Regions from separate parts of the Homo sapiens genome. Here region 2 is linked to region 1. A link is an interaction called in ENCODE POLR2A ChIA-PET data of the cell type or tissue named here. Cell type or tissue: OCI-LY7. All regions are shown on one strand. Links, peaks and the distances in the headings refer to the core of each region. The heading gives the core; the rest is flanking DNA. Region 1 has its middle 35 kb from the start of LINC02642. Region 2 overlaps LOC124902373 (a long non-coding RNA gene).

What was found. ChIA-PET counts read pairs that join two places held together with the same protein. Peaks named below come from ENCODE experiments on the same cell type or tissue, not always from the same donor. Only the 100,000 strongest peaks of a DNase experiment are listed, where the experiment ranks them.
Region 2: POLR2A ChIA-PET joins it to region 1 with 8 read pairs; 6 of 35 experiments call an interaction of 5 or more read pairs at or near these places.

What each region holds. Positions count from the first base shown.
Region 1 is chr10:7,503,448-7,511,783 of GRCh38, reverse strand. No RefSeq gene overlaps it. Among named protein-coding and RNA genes, the nearest start is that of LINC02642, 35 kb to the right of the region's middle. In OCI-LY7, for the core only: no CTCF peak of the experiment used is centred there; DNase peaks (open chromatin) are centred at 3,233 and 3,813; H3K4me3 peaks cover 1,414 bases; H3K27ac peaks cover 1,842 bases.
Region 2 is chr10:7,432,640-7,440,975 of GRCh38, reverse strand. It overlaps LOC124902373 (a long non-coding RNA gene), which reads left to right. Exons shown (of 2, transcript XR_007062050.1): 2 at 1-482. Among named protein-coding and RNA genes, the nearest start is that of SFMBT2, 26 kb to the right of the region's middle. In OCI-LY7, for the core only: no CTCF peak of the experiment used is centred there; no DNase peak of the experiment used is centred there.

The sequences.
Region 1 (8,336 bases), core at 325-8,324:
GGACAGACCCAGAACATCAGACATAATTAGATCATGCCGTTTAGCCTTATCTGCAGAAAACAGCTTTTCCGGAACTGTGTGTTGGTGTTATGTCCTTTCTTGACTAAAGTGAAGGAAGTCTTCTGGAAAAAGGTATTTAAAAAATCAGAACACTGCACTAGTCTTTTCAGTAAATGTTACAGGAAAAACTGGACATCCACATGTTTTTTAGAAAAAGAATATAGACACAGACCATACATCCTGTGTGAAAGTAATTCAAAATGGATCATAGACCCTAAATGTAAAAGCAAAACCATAAAAAATAGGAGAAAATCTAGATGACCTTGGGTTTGGTGATGACATTTTAGATATAACACCAAAGGCATGATCTATGAAAGAAGTAACTGAGAAGCTGAATTTCATTAGAACTAAAACTTGTACTTTGAGAAAGACACTGTCAAAAGAATGAGAAGACAAGCCACAGACTGGGAGAAAACATAGCAAAAGTCACATCTAATAAAGAATCATTATCCAAAATATACAAAGAATTCTTATAATTCAACTATAAGAGAATAAAAAACCTGGTTAAAAATGGACAAAATATCTGAACAGACACCTCACCAAAGAAAGCACACAGATGGCAAAGAAACATATGAAAAGATGCTCCTCCTCATATATCATCATGGAAATACATATTAAACAACAGTGAGTTCCCACTACACACTATTATATTATACCTGTTAGAATGGCCAAAATCCAGAGCACTGACAACATAAATTGCTGGTGAGGAGGTGGAGCAACAGGAACTCTCATTCACTGCTGCTGGGAATGCAAAATGGTGCAGCCACTTTGGAGACAGTTTGGCAGTTTCTCACCAAGCTAAATATACAGTTACCATGGGATCCAGCAATTGTGCCCCTTCCTATTTGACACATCAGGAGCATCGCCATCTTGGACAAACACTGCCATTTTAAGTTCCCCTAAATCCAGCCCCAAAACATCAGCCTGATGGCTAATGTCAGCATGAACAGAAACATTTCAACCCTTAGAAAACCTGCTCCGACCAGAAACATGCCAACCCTGAGATAACCCCAACTCCAACCAGAGACATTCCAAACCTACAATAAAACTCTCCTTCATACAGAAACATTCTGAGCCTGTGATAAGCTCCCCCTCCCTAAAGCCCTTAAATACCCTTAGTCTGTAAGAGAGAGCACTCCTAACTGAAATTGGCCAGAAGCCCTTCTCAGGTTTATTCTCCAAAATAAATCTGTCTTTGACTATTGAGCCACTTTCTGTGTTTCTTCTTTCTTCAACTCTTACACTATTTACCCCAAGGAGTTGAAAATCTATGTCCATACAAAACCATGCACACCAATGTTTATGGCAGCTTTATTCATAATTGCCAAACTTGGAAGCAATCAAGATGTCCTTCTGTAAGTGCATGGATAAATAAACTATGGAACATCCAGACAGTGGAATATGATTCAGTGCTAAAAAAGGAATGAACTATCAAGCCATGAAAAGACATGAAGGAAACTTAAATACATATTACTAAGTGAAAGAAGCTCATCTGAAAAAGCTATATGCCATATGAATCCAACTATACGACATTCTGGAAAAGGCAAAACTATGGAGACAGTAAAAAGATCAGGGGTTGCCAGGAGCTGGTGTGTTAGTCTGTTCTCATGCTGCTAATAAAGACATACCTGAGACTGTGTAATTTATAAAGGACAGAGGTTTAACGGACTCATGGTTCCACATTGCTGGGTAGGCCTCACCATCATGGCATAAGGCAAAGGAGGAGCAAAGTCACATCTTACATGGTGGCAGGCAAGAGAGAGCTTGTGCAGGGGAACTCCCATTTATAAAACAATCAGATCTCATAAGACTTGTTCACTACCATGAGAAGACTGTTGGGGAAACTGCCCCCATGATTCAGTTATCTCTACCAGGCCTGCCCTTGATGCGTGGGGATTATTGCAACTCAGGGTGAGATTTGGGTGGGAACACAGCCAAACCATATCAGTTGGTGAGGAGGAGGGATGAATAGGGAGAGGATTTTCAGGGCAGTGAAACCACTGTGTGTGATACCATAATGGGGGATACATGTCCTTAGACATTTGTCCAAACCCATAGGATTTACAACACCAAGAGTGAATCATAGTGCAAACTGGCCTTTGGGTGATGGTGATGTGCCAATGTAGGTTCATTAATTGTAAAAAATGTGCCACCCTGGTAGGGACGTTGATAGTTGGAGGAGGCTGTGCATATGTGGAGGGAGGAGGTATAGGGAAAATCTCTGTACCCTCTTCTCAATTTTGCTGTGAACATAAAGCTGCTCTAAAAATAAGGTCTATTTTTAAGTAATAATCATAAAAATATAGAGGCTGAACGAATCATTGATTGAAGGCCTTGAGGGAGCAGCAACGGACAGAGCTGTAAACCTGTGGGCACAAGGTCTGTGTTTAATTCTCAAGCTGCCATTCACCAGCCTGCCAAGTTTTTAACCTCTCTGAGCCTGTTTGCCCATCTGTAAAAGGCGAATGAAAATCAATTCAAAGGAATTTTTTCTATGGATTAAACTACATAGAGGAGCTTTAATAAAGATTTGTTTAAAAACCACCTGGCTATGACTTCAATGTTGCAGTGTGGATGGGACCCTGTCCACCACGGGGCCTGGAGTCTCTCACTGGGAGGCCACGGCAGAAAGTCTTTAACTCCAGGACCAGAAAAATAAGCCTCTCTTCTGCAGTAACTTGTGCATTTTGTCGTGGTTGGCTAGACATTTCAACCACATAAACCCCTTGACCATGGAGAAGTGCAAATCCAAAATGAAGGCCAGTAACTCACATGACGTGACAGTCTGCACCTCTGGGCACTCACTTTCCTTTACTCCCTCCCTCCACTCTCACATGCATTTTTCTGATCTTTGTCTCTTCCCTCAGATCTTATTGGCTGCACTCTCGCCAGCCTCCACAGTTGGTTCTTCAGCTTCAGTGGGACCTGCCATCTTCTGAGACCTTTGCTTTCTTCTTATTTCTGAGTTCCTTCCTATCCTGGTTTCCTTCCACTTCCAGCATAGCTTCCATCATCAGCCACTTCCACTACCCTCTGCACCTCTCCCTGGCCCTTTGTTTCCCTGTCACACAGGACCCCGTGATGGAGCCTTCTTTCTACCTGCTCCTGCCTGGAGGGCTAAGGGCGCTGCAGAAGAGCCTGGCTGTGCAGTCTGGTGGAGGCTTCCTCCTCAGTGCCTGCATCCACGCTCAGCTTGCTCTCCCTCCACAGGCCTCCAGCCATGCCCCAAGCCTCTCTCTCCCTCCACAGGGCTCCAGCCATGCCCCGGGCCTCTCTCTCCCTCCACAGGCCTCCAGCCAGGCCTCGGCCCCCTCTTCCCCTCCACAGGGCTCCAGCCACACCCTGGGCCCCTTCTTTCCCTCCACAGGCCCCCAGCCATGCCCCGGGCCCCTCTCTCCCTCCACAGGCCTCCAGCTACATCCTGGGCCTCTCCTTCCCACCACAGGCCTCCAGCCACATCCTGGGCCTCTCCTTCCCCCCACAGGCCTCCAGCCACATCCTGGGCCTCTCCTTCCCTCCACAGGCCTCCAGCCACATCCTGGGCCTCTCCTTCCCTCCACAGGCCTCCAGCCACATCCTGGGCCTCTCCTTCCCGCCACAGGGCTCCAGCCAGGCCACAGCCTCCCTGCTCTTGGGTGACTGTCTTGATTTCTATTTTCCAGAGTAAATAAAGGCCCCGAGCCCCCTCGACTTCCTGCCACGGAACAACACCCAGGCTTGCAGCTGCATCCCTCCTATTTCCTTCTTCCTTTCTGTGACGACAGACAAGGTGTCCCACCCCCTCTGAGGAAGCCGTCCACCTGCACCTTCTGCCTCATCGAGAAGGGCCTCTCTTCTGAACTTCACATCTTTCATCTCCCAGCATCTTTCCATTATCTTTTAAAATGTTCAAGTTAAAATGTTCTTTTTTTTTTTTTTTTTTTTTTTGGCAGGGTCTCATTCTGTAGCCCAGGCTGGAGTGCAGTGGCGCCATCTTGACTCACTGCAGCCTCAAACTCCTTGGCTCAAGCAATCCTCCTGCCTCAGCCTCCCGAGTAGCTGGGACCACACGCATGCACCACCACACCGAGCTAATTTTTGTATTTTTTTAGAGACGGGGTTTTACCATGTTGCCCAGGCTGGTCTCGAACTCCTGTGCTCAAAGGATCTTCCTGCCTTAGCCTCTCAAAGTGCTGGGATTACAGGCATGAGCCACCGTGCCCAGCCTCTATTTTTTTTTTTTTTTAAATCTCCCTCAACCCAACTTCATCTTCTATCTACTTTCTGGAGTCTCTGCTCCACTTTGAAGTCACAATTTGCATGGGCTGCTCCTGCTACATCCTTCTTAGTCTGCCACAATCTGGCCCCCATCCCAAATCCCCCAACATCTGCCCCTCCACCTCAATGAAACTTCTCTTGCCCAGGTTATTATTATTTTGTTTGTTTGTTTGTTTTGAGATGGAGTCTCACTCTGTTGCCCAGGCTGGAGTGCAGTGGAGCAGTCTCAGCTCACTGCAACCTCTGCATCCTAAATTCAAGCGATTCTCCTGCCTCAGCCTTCTGAGTAGCTGGGATTACAGGTGCGTGGTACCATTCCCAGCTAATTTTTGTATTTTTAGTAGAGTTGGGTTTCACCACATTGGCCAAGCTGGTCTTGAATTCCTGACCTCAGGTGATCTGCCTGCCTCCACCTCCCAAAGTGCTGGGATTACAGGCATGAGCCTCTTGTCCAGGTTATAAACAACCACTTCATCACTTTCAGTCCTTGTCTTACCTTTCCTCTCAGTCAAATTTGTTCAACTTACTTTTCTTGTCAAAACATGATTTTCCCTTGGTTTCAGAGATAATACCCCTGCGTGGGATTTTAGCCCCCTAAGCCCCCCAGATGCTCATGTTTGGTAACCCATGTAGGCCTTCCTGCCTCTCTGTCCATCTGTTAAATATTGACCTCCTCCAGGGCCTATCTATTAATAAGTAACTCTTTTCATCCCACACACACTCAGAACTCATCAATACCAGAGCTTTAGGGACCATCCCAGCTCTCTCATGAACCCCACACTCTCGCTCCAGCTGCCGACCAGTTACTTCTGGTGGGATGTCCCACAGACCCCTCAACTGCACAAGTGCAATATCTACTCATCCCTTCTCTTCCCCAAATCTGTCCTTCTTTTCATGTTCCATATCTCAGCAAATGGCACCACCAGTTAATCTGCCTAAGCCAGAGACCTGGAAGTCATTCATGGTTGCTGTGTCTACTTCAGCACCCTCATCCAATTGACCAAAAGCCTGCCTGTCCTATCTCTGGACCATGTTTTAATCCATTCTCTTGTCCCCAGGTCCACTGCTCTTAGCTCCATGCAAGCAAGACTCCTGGTCTCCCCCCAACACCCCAGCTTTCCTCCCATCTCTCCATGATCACATTGGCCAGCAGGACCTTTATGAAATACAGAGGTAGTCATGCTGTTTCCTTGCTTAAAATACTCCAGTGGCTTTATGTTGCCCTTAGGACAGGAACCACTCCCTTTCCCATGGCCTGCAAACCTTTCATGGTCCATGTCCTGATTCCAGGCTCAGCCGTGGACCCCCGGCCTTAGGACGCACAATTTCCCCTGCTAGGCACAGCCTCTCCTTCTCTGTAGCCCGTCTTTGTGAGTTGAAAGGGATGTTGCTGAGCTAAACCTTCCTCCTGCAGGATCTGTTCTATGAAACTGTATGATGATCACAGAGGAAGTTTGATGATGAGGCTCCTAGAGAAGCAGATGCCTTGTAAGCTCTCCGTCACTAAGGGAAGGATAACCCCTCAGACGTCCTTTCTTCCTGGGGATTTAAACTGGTTATCATTGTAAGGATAATGCAAAGAAAAATGAACCTATTTGGGATGGTCAGATGAGTGATGCCTATTTGTGAAAATAAACACAGCCTGGGCGTGATTTGTCATGGACATCTGGTACAGACAAGAAGAAAAAAAGGAAAGGGGGAGAAAAGATGTCCGGAGAGAAGAAGGGGAAGGAGGGGAAGAGAGCAACCACCAGCTGAGGACCAGAGCCTTTCCCCTCCCCCTAGCAAGGATCAGAAACAAGGATCAAGTGCCCTGTCCATCCAGGGAGACTGAACCCACTGCCTCTGAGTAACATGTTCTCAGGGCAAAGAGTTTAAAAGAAAGAGGAGGAGATGAAGAAGAAAGAAGTGGAGAAGGAAGAAGACGAGAGGGAGAAGGAGGGGGAAGAGCAGGAGGAAGAGGAGGAGGGGAAAGAGGAGGAGAACAAAGAGGAAAAGAAGGAGACAAAAAAGGAGAGGAAGGAGGAAGAAGAGGAGCAGGATGAGAAGGAGGAGGTGGAGGTGGAAGAAGAAGAGGAAGAGGAAGAGGTGGAGGAAGAGAAAGGTGGAGGAGGAGGAAGAGGAAGAGGTGGAGGAGGAGGAGGTGGAAAAGGTGGAGGAGGAGGAGGAAAAGGGAGGAAGAGGAGGAAGACGAGGAGGCAAATGAGGAAGAGGAGGAGGCCTGTATTGGTAACTTCCTGAAATTTTTACTTGTTATACTGAAATCATTTTCCCAATAAATTTAAGTACCTTGATTCACCATAGGTAAGAATCAGACTAAGAACGATAAAAAGGAAGAAGTGGCCTAAAAAACACAGACCAAAGGCCATCTTGATGGCAAATGCCACTGCCCCTGTAGGCAAACGCAGCAGGACCACTGCGCCCTTCGTGCCTGGCACATACGCATCACCTTGTGCTGGGGCCAGCTGGAGGGGCTCTGGTGGCTTGTTATCAAGGAGCCTCTAGTCTGACAAGCATGTTCTGCATGGCGTGGGTTCCGTGGCTCACTCTCAGAGCTTCTGTCTTTTGGAATCCCTGCAAGGGTCTTAAGGGCAGTTTCCACTCTAGTAGTTGTGAGAGCGCCAGGCAAGTCCATTTGCCTTTCTTTTCCTCTTCCCTTCCCTTCCCCAACTCTGCCCCCTCCCCCCTGCTACTCCTAATCCAATCTCTCACTACCCTATGGTGTTAGAAATCACAGTTCATAGATCAAAATGTATAAAAATAAATTATTTTAAAATCCATATTTTTCAGCAGCTTTTAAACTAGCCTTTCAGTACGTGGAATCTTATGAATATGTGAACTTTGACCTCATTCCAGTGCAGACGTATCACCACTATAACTTTGAATTACAGTATGTGGTTCTCTCTCAAACAATTATATTCACAAAACCCTTTTTTTAGAAAAATTTTATCATCTGTTCAAAATAGGTTATTCTGCATTCGGTTTATTATCATAAGGCCCTATGTGCAAGATAATCTTTACATGCAGATGAAATGTTAGCAAGAAATGCAAGTTTGCTGAGATGTTATTAAAAAGTCACATTATACTCTGAGACCTGAAAAAAAAGAAAAAAAAAATTAAAAGCCACATTAAGAAAAATAATCACTTATAAATTAATCAGATATAGCTACTTCTAAATTATACAAAATTTAAATGATTGAAATTATGCCACATAAGTTAAATAGACTCTTTAGCAGCAAAATAGAAAGATCTAGGTCATTACCTTTAAATTTACTCATAATTCTTGTTGTCTGAATCAGCTAGAGCATCAATTGTTCCACCTATATGACAACGTGATAAGTATGATAACTTTTCTATCTTGCACACATGAAGATTGCAAACATCAAATGACATTTATGTAAATGTATCATTTTGTTATTTGTAGAAAAAATAAAACTTTTGAAGTTCTCAGAATTAATAAGCGATCAGAATTAGCAAGTGCATGGCAAACACTCACTTTCCTTTTCCTGAGGTATGATTTTGGATAGTCTGAACGGAACTGGGAGGCCGTTGTATTAGAACAAGTCACTTGGCTGGTGAGAAAACTTAGCCAATGATTTAGCATGTAGTTCAGCTTTGGTTTTCATTCATGCGTTCATTCAAGTATTCACTTCAACTTGTTCTGTACGTCAGGCACTGTGCTAGGTACCAGGCTGTGGAAGAGTAAGAAGGAATATAGATAACTCTTCCAGTAATTTTGACCGGTGTAGTAGAAATAATTGATTGCCAACAAAAACCCATCCTCCCTTTATTAATAGTAGTAATGTTAGGCTGTGCACATGTTGCCCAGCTAGTGACTGAATTTCCTAGCCTCCCTCATAGCTCACTATGGATGTATGACTATTCTTGCCAGTAAAATGTGAGTGGAAGTGATATGATATGAGCTGTCATAGGTTTAGGGCTTCCTACCTAAGCTGTGTGTTCATTTTCCTTCCTGTGAGCTTGAATACGGAAGCACCTTATGGTCCAGCTTGAACCAT
Region 2 (8,336 bases), core at 1-8,000, 70 kb after region 1:
CCAAGTTGGCCAGGCTGGTCTGGAACTCCTGACCTCAGGTGATCCGCCCACCTCAGCCTCCCAAAGTGCTGGGATTCCAGGCGTGAGCCACCTTGCCTGGGCAGAGGTGTGTTCATTGTTGTTGTTGCTTCTATCAGGTGGCGAACGCCAGGCATTACCATGACTTGGGCAGTACACCTCACTCTGAGCGACAGTGCCCTGGAAAGAACATGAGCCTCTAGAGTCCATTGAACTCAGCTTTGAGTTCCAGGTTCTGTCACTTATTAGTGGACAAGTCATTAGGCTTCCCTAAGTCTTCCATTTCTGATTCTTAAAATGAGGATAAAAGGACCCACCTCGCAGGGTTGCTGGAAGGGTTGTGTTAAGGGTGCCAGGCATATACTAGGTTTCCAAACAATGAGCTAGTCCTATGTCCAGACTCTTAAACTATGATGGGTTAAAAATAGTAAATCATATTTTTTTTCATTAAAAACAATTTTTTTTTAGAGATAGGGTCACCCAGGCTGGAGTGCAGTGGTGTGATCATGGCTCATTGCAGCCTCGTACACAAGCAATCCTCCCACCTCAGCCTCCCAAGTAGCTGGGACTACAGGCATGTGCCACCATGCCAGGCTTAATTTGTTTTATTTTTATTTCTTGTACATTTGGGGTCTCACTGTGTTGCTCAGGCTGGTCTAGAACTCCTGGCCTCAAGCTATCCTACCACCTCGGCCTCCCAAAGTGCTGAGACTATAGGGGTGAACCACTGTGCCCAGCCTGAAAGAATGTTTTTGATGAAATGTATGATTGAAAGATTGACTTCGACCCTCCCTAGTCTTTAAATGTCTTTGTGCAGTATTTTACTGTGTTTAGGTTCTGCACACATTTTAGAACCTGAAAATTCCTATGCAATTATCTAACCTTCCTGTATGCAGGAGGAAACTGAGGCATGGGATGCTTCAGGGTCGGCCGTGTCTCTGCCCACTGGCCTTGCCCCCTGCTATCTATTCTGCCTTCTGCCTCTGCTCTCCCCAGCACTCACACTGCTGGCCGTGTATCACTCGACCCAGGGACTCCACGTTCTAACTGCTGCAAATTAGTAACCCACAGAATGCCACACCTAAGTATATCAATGTGCTCCATGTGTAATTACTAAGAATGTCTCATTTTCTGACCAGGTTAGAGAAGAGGGTCACCGCTATTTTGTTTTGTTTCCTTACGGCTGTAGTAGTGTGCTACTCCTGCCTTGGCCTCCCAAAGCTCTGGAATGACAGACTTGAGGCACTGTGCCCAGTCAGATTTTTTCTTTTAGTTGGAGGGCAAATGAGAAGGAGAAACTGCAAGGCTGGGGGCGGTGGCTCACACCTGTAACCCCAACACTTTGGGAGTCTGAGGCAGGAGGATCACTTCAGCCCAGGAGTTCAAGACCAACCTGGGCAACAGTTCTACAAAAAGTTTAAAGATGAGCCGAGTGTGGTGGCGTGCACCTGTAGTCCCAGCTGCTTGGTGAGGGGCTGAGGAGGGAGAATCACTTGAGCCCAGGAAGCTGAGGCTGCCGTGAGATGAGATTGCACCACTACACTCCAGCCTAGGTGACAGAGCAAGATCCTGTCTCAAAATAAGAAATAAAAATAAAGAAAAGGAAGAGGAGCTGATACACTGTTGGGTTAATAATTCCAGGGCTTAGACAAGGCTAGTTTGAGTATTTGATGAATAGATCTCCCCATCGGCAGAATCCTCGATATCTAAGAAGCGCCCCATGTTTTGTGAACATGGTCCTTCCTGGGGCTCCTGTGTTTGCCCAGTGGAGAGACAAAGGTCCACATATGACAAATTAACAAATAAAATTCAAACTTCCTTGGCTACTGTGATAGCCCTTGCCAACGTTTCAAGCCACAAAATGAGAAACACACACACACACACACACACACACACACCCCTTGCCAAGGCTTATAAAAACTGTGCAGTAGTTACATAAAGTTTCCAAGCAAGAAGTTACTTCATAAACCAAATTATTTGTGAGGCTTAAAAAAAAAACAACGAGAAAATATGTTTCTTGCTTGAACCAATTCCCATGTTAAACGTCTGCCTTCATCACTCATTTTTATTACCAGTCTAAACACAGACTGTTTCAATGGAGGCCATTTACAGCATACAATAAAACGGATTCATTACTCATTTTCCTCTTATTATCTTTCAATTGCTGTAGCTCTCAGCACTGCATACAGTGGACATTAGGTCCAAGTAGACAGTGCATTACACGATCTCAATTGATGGCAATCCCTAACACCCTTAAACACACAGACACGGGAGACGCTCTGTCCCTGATCCGTTCCCTTGCGCCGCTTTTTATCACACTCATTCTATTTTCGTCTCATTAAACTTCCTATTTTTCACAGGAAGTTCTCCCTCTCCTAGTCGATACCACGTCTCCCTCTCAGTCTGCACCCATCCCAGGCCCCATGCAGTTTGCTTAAGCCATTTCTTCTTAAAAAAAATGCACACACAAACACCCACCACATTACTCACGTAATTAAGTATAATTTCTCTAGCAACAAGCTGACAACAGCTATTAAAAGTGGAGTTGGAGATTGAATCTTGGCGCGGCCTGCAAGTGATAGTGTTCTGGATGACAGGCAATGGTTATGTCATGATCCGAACAGAGATAAGAGCCCCAAACGATGTGCTGGCTTTTATTGCATGGATTAGTACCTTCTCCCCAAACCACCTCCACCTTCCTCTGGGCTGATTCCGCTACATTCATCCGGGTGCTATTTTGATACTTCAATGTAGCTTGCTAAAATTGGAATTAATTAGCTGGGCTTGGAAGCGCAGGCCCATAATCCCAGCTACTCAGGAGGCTGAGGCAGAAGAATCACTTGAACCTGGGAGGCAGAGTTTGCAGTGAGCAGAGATCACACCACTGCATGCCAGCCGGGGTGACAGGGCAAGACTCGGTCTCAAAAAAATAATAATAATAATTTAAAATTGGAATTAATGAGGTTCAGAAAAATAGGGTCTGGAAAAAAAAGCCCAGTGGCTTTGGTAATTCGAGTTAATGCCCCTTTACTTATAGATAAAAATATTTGTTTTTATTGATAATAAACATATGGCAGCTTTCTCGATGAAGCTCTAAGTCATTTATAATCTCATGGTTCCTGTGGGCTTATTCCTGATCTAGTTAACTAAAACATAGGAGTCTTACACAAACCTGGGTTGGATTTGAATTCTCATCTACCACTCAGCATCTATGGGACCCTGAATAAGTCCTGCCACCTCTCTGTGCTTCTTTTCCCGGTCGGTCAAATGAGTATAATGATACCCCGTCTTTCAGGTTGTTGAGAGGAACAAAAAAAGATAATGTCCATAAAACACATACTTCAGTGCCCAGACTTTATTAGGTGCTTCATAAATATTAGCTATTGTGTCTGTTCACACTAGTTATTAGGTGGCTATGATGTGACAAGAGCTTTCATGTGGTGTCTTTGTGAATTCTCACAATACTGTATGGTTGGGATTATTATCCCCATGTTCCAAATGGGAAAACTCTTTAAGAAGTAAGTTTCTAGTATGTGTCCGCTGCAGATCTGTCCCGTCTCCAATGCCTTGGATCTTCTCAACGCAGTACTGTGCATGCAGGAACCCGAACCTTGGGTTTGGAAGGCATTGAAGTCTATGCTGTAAATAGCTGGTCCTACCCCAAGTTTTGGTCTGTGGTGGCCACGTCCAGGCATTCCTGAGCCACCTCCCAGTCAATGGTGGAGCAGGACTGTCCCAGAGATAGTCTGGAGCAATGGAAGGGGCTCATCCAAGTGGGAACTATGTATTAATGGTTAAAGCAATAGGAGACTTGGTGCAAGCTTCCAAGGGAAGTACTCTGAGGTCTTGGGTGATTTATAATATTGGGGGAGGCAGGGGAGGCATTAACAGCAGAAGGCACATACAATGACATTGATATAAATGATTGCATGTCAGAGAAAAAATACTGTCAGGGTCACCTTCAGTCATGCCACTTAATTCTGCTTTTTCATGATAGAAACTGAGCTTCAGAAAATGTGGCAGGGATTTAAAATGATTGAAACAGTCATTTCCTTAAAAGGTGGCTTCCTGTGTCAAAAATTAACCTAGCTTTGATTTCCACCCTTGAATAAATCTTTACAGATAAGACCACTCTCAAAAATTCAAAATGTGCACAAATGAACAGCGAGTCATTTTGAGTGGAAGGGACATCTGGCAGCATTTGGATTTAGAGCATCCCTCTAGAAATATCAGTGACTTAATGACTCATCATTTGAAAGCAATGCAGTTGGGTCAGATGGAGTTTTAGCAGCTTGTGTCAGCAACTGATCCTATTTTATAGGAAGTGGAAAGGGGAAAAAAGAGGAAGAAAAAGTGGAAGAAAGAGTTGGGAGAGTCTACTATAAAAATCCAGGCTACATTCCTTTGCGTTATCAAATTCTGTAGTCTGCCTTGCCTACCAACATCGCCTTAAGCTACTGCACTAGTCCTAGCAATAGCAAAACTTGTTCTGCCCTTGTTTCTCTCCCTTTTTTTTTTTTTTTTTGAGATGGAGTCTCGCTTTGTTGCCCAGGTTTGAGTGCAGTAGTGTGATCTTGGCTCACCGCAACTTCCGCCTCCTGGGTTCAAGTGATTCTCCTGCCTCAGCCTCCTGAGTAGCTGAGATTACAGACACACACCACCATGTCCAGCCAATTTTTGTATTTTTAGTAGAGAGGGGGTTTCACCATGTTGGTCAGGCTGGTCTTGAACTACTGACCTCGTGATCTGCCCGCCTCGGCCTCCCAAAGTGCCAGGATTACAGGCTTCAGCCACCGCGCCAGGCTATTTCTCTTCTTAGGCTCATCTTTCGGAGCATGTCTTACTGCATGGATTTGACATATGTGTTTGTCTTCTCAGCTATACAATGAACTCTTCTCAGATTGCTCCACTCATCCTTCTTTCATCTCAAACTCCATCTTGATATCACCTGCTGCCCTCCCCCACCCCCCTCCATCTGGTCCACCCTGTCTCCTCAGTGGGAGCTGCCCTGCAAGGCCCACTGCTGCTTGCCCGTTCTCAGCCTCCAGAATGACCAAGATGACACCTCTACAGCTCAGCAGGGAAAGTGAAACTCAGAGGCAAAAATGAAAAAAAAAAAGAAAGAAAGAAAGAAAGAAAGTTGCCAAGGCCACATAGCTAGTTTTGGAGCCAGAATGCAAATCTTGAATTCATGTGTTCGGATTAGTTAGCTAGCTAATTAACATATAAATAAAAGCCTTTCTGATTCCAAAACTCATGCTTTTAAAATTATATCCCACAGAGCACAGAAAACATATACTAGTTGAATCCTCCCATGGTAATTCTAACCGAAGGTTTCCTCCTCCAACTCTTCCTCTAGGCTTAGGGCCATGGTAGGTGCCAACAGAAGTAGCTGATGAGAATGTGATTGCAATTAGTGGTGGCTATTATGAGTTCCAGTTTAACGGAGAAAACACTTCTATTGGCAAATATATAATGGATTGAAATATACCAACAATAAAGAATAGGGAAGAGGGCTGGGTGCAGTGGCTCATGGCTGTAATCTCAACACTTTGGGAGGCTGAGACAGGCAGATCATCTGAGGTCAGATGCTCAAGACCAGCCTGGCCAACGTGGCAAAACCCTGTCTCTACTAAAAATAGAAAAATTACCCGGGCATGGTGGCACACACCTGTAATCCCAACTACTTGGAAGGCTAAGGTGCAAGAATGGCTTGAACCCAGGAGATGGAGGTTGCAATTAGCCGAGATCATGCCACTGCATTCCAGCCTGGGCAACAGAACAAGAACCTGTCTCAAAAAAAAAAAAAAAAAAAAAAAATAGGTCTGACTTTCAATTTTCCTTAAATCAAAAATCTATGAAGTTGAATATCTAACAAGAAACAATGTTAATCCCTTTATCCATTATTCTTATTTCCCCAACTCGAAAACCCATATTTTCATTTTCAAGTTCAATGGAGGCCCTCACATTGAGCCAATTCCCTTGATCCTTTGATTCAACCAGCCATTCTCTCTGAAGAATGGGAGGTGCCAGGGTGGTATCAGTACAGTCACTAAATATTAGATGTTCTGCACAGAGTGTTATAGGACTGGTATGGTTCGGGGAGGATTGTTCGTCAGGCTGGCTCCTGCCTTTTTTGGGTATCCTGTTTGTTACTTAGCCTTTTCTCTTACCCACTCCTCAGTGCCAGCCTTCCTACCTGGGTTCCCCAGGAGTGGAGCATGCGGGTAGGAGAGTGCCAGTCTGCATTCACAAAGAAGAGGGCTTTGCCAACCTGAAGACACCAGCTCATCTGATGGTGCCTTTTCCTAGCTGTGTGGCCTTAAGTGAATTACTAAACCTCACTCACTCTTTGTGTCTTCAACTGTAAAAATGCCGATAATAACTACCTCCCACGGTTTGGGGGGGAATTCAATAAAAGAGTGCTTGTAAAAACTCCTGGCTTTCACAAACAGACAAGGAAAATGTAGTAGATTTTTAACACATTTGCTTCCTACTTTCTTTCTTTCAAAGTCCAACATAGCAAGAGATGCAAATGTTTTCTAATCCCAAAATGAAAACGTATGTTAGAGGTCGGGTGCGGTGGCTCACGCCTGTAATCCCAGCACCTTAGGAGGCTGAGGCGGGCGGATCACTTGGGGTCAGGGGTTCGAGATCAGCCTGGCCAACATGGCAAAACCCCATCTCTACTACAAATACAAAAATTATTTGGGCGTGGTGGCGGGTGCCTGTAATCCCAGCTACCCGGGAGGCTGAGGTAGAAGAATCGCTTGAACCCTGGGAGATGGAGGTTGCAGTGAGCTCCAGCCTGGGCAACAGAGTGAGACTCAGTCTCAAAAAAAAAAAAAAAAAAAAAAAGGAAAAAAAAGAAAAGAAAACACATGCTCACACAGCGGCATGCAGATATAATCTCATGTCCTGGCTAGCCCAGTATCTTTTAATAATATATTTTATGCCTAACTCAGCAAGGGAGACTTGGAGAGTGAATCAATTTCTCTTTATGATACCTTACCAAAGGAGTCTGTTGAAAATAGGTTAATAGATTTTCCCGAGTGTAACCAGAATGTGGAAACAAAACCGGACTGTTACGAAGAAAAATGAAGATTAAAAACAGCCAGATTCCTACCTGCCTTCAGGATTTCAAACTTTATTAACCAAACCGTTTTCTTAATTGCATACCTCGTTAGAGAACTGTAGGAGTTATTTATAAAACACTTAGGTCTGTTTTTTAATATGGCGTGGATACGTCTGCAACATGCCTATCTGTGTGCACGTTTTCACGGGATCTGCTGGTCACTTCAACAAGGAAGGCGTTTGTTCTCTTCTTTTCAAATGCAAATATCTGCAGCGGCTTCTCATGTGCTTCCCTCGTGGAGCACGGCTGCTCTCTCTTTGTTTATGCTAATGTAATAAACTGTCCCTAGGGAGTTCTGGCTAAACATAATATTAAATAGTCAGCAACATAATCAATTATTTTACCAGCAGGAATGGCTTGTTTACTTAATCTCTCTTTTAAAAACAGTCATTTCGAAAAAGGCATTTAATACCTTACTTATTTTGACAGCGTCAGGAAACTCCATTGTTAAACAGAAGCATGTTAAATCAAACAGACCTACATACAAGATACGTCAGCTGGATTGACTTTTACAGCATAAAGCTGTAAAAACATTTTATAGGAGGGAAAACCATAGAACAGCCCTGGAAGCGACACTGTGTGGACAAAAGCTCAACCCAGATGAATCAAAGACAGAATCGGACATTAAATACCCAATTTCATTTTAATGCACTATTTTTATAGGACAGGAGTACTTGGAAATGAAACGCTAATGATGGGAAAGAGTATTAAGAATTAATGAATATAGGGAAAAGATGAAAAGCCAGAGATTCTGAATCAGTAAATGTATCGGTTGATTGATTTTGACAGGTGCCGTTTAGTTTTAATGATTTCAAATAACACTTCGTAGTAGGATACTAAAAATCCTGCTGTGTGAGGATGTGTGCATGGTAATAAATCTTGGCAATATGAGTTTCACTATAAATCGTAGGGGCCACATCTTCCTTAAGAGTAAGTCGTTCTTCAGATTTGTAGATCAGCGAACTGAAACTACAGAGGTCTCTCAACTCCTTGATTTAATTTCTTGATCATCATTATTTAGCTCGCATTTAGAATACAATTTCTTTCTGAAGAGAGCACTGAGGACTTTATCTTCTGGATAATATTTCAACCTCTGGTCCCATTTTTTTTAATGTGACTTCGATATGTCAGTTAGCTTTTTGCCTCAGTTTCCCAAGGATGCAAAATAGGGAGAAGAATTTCC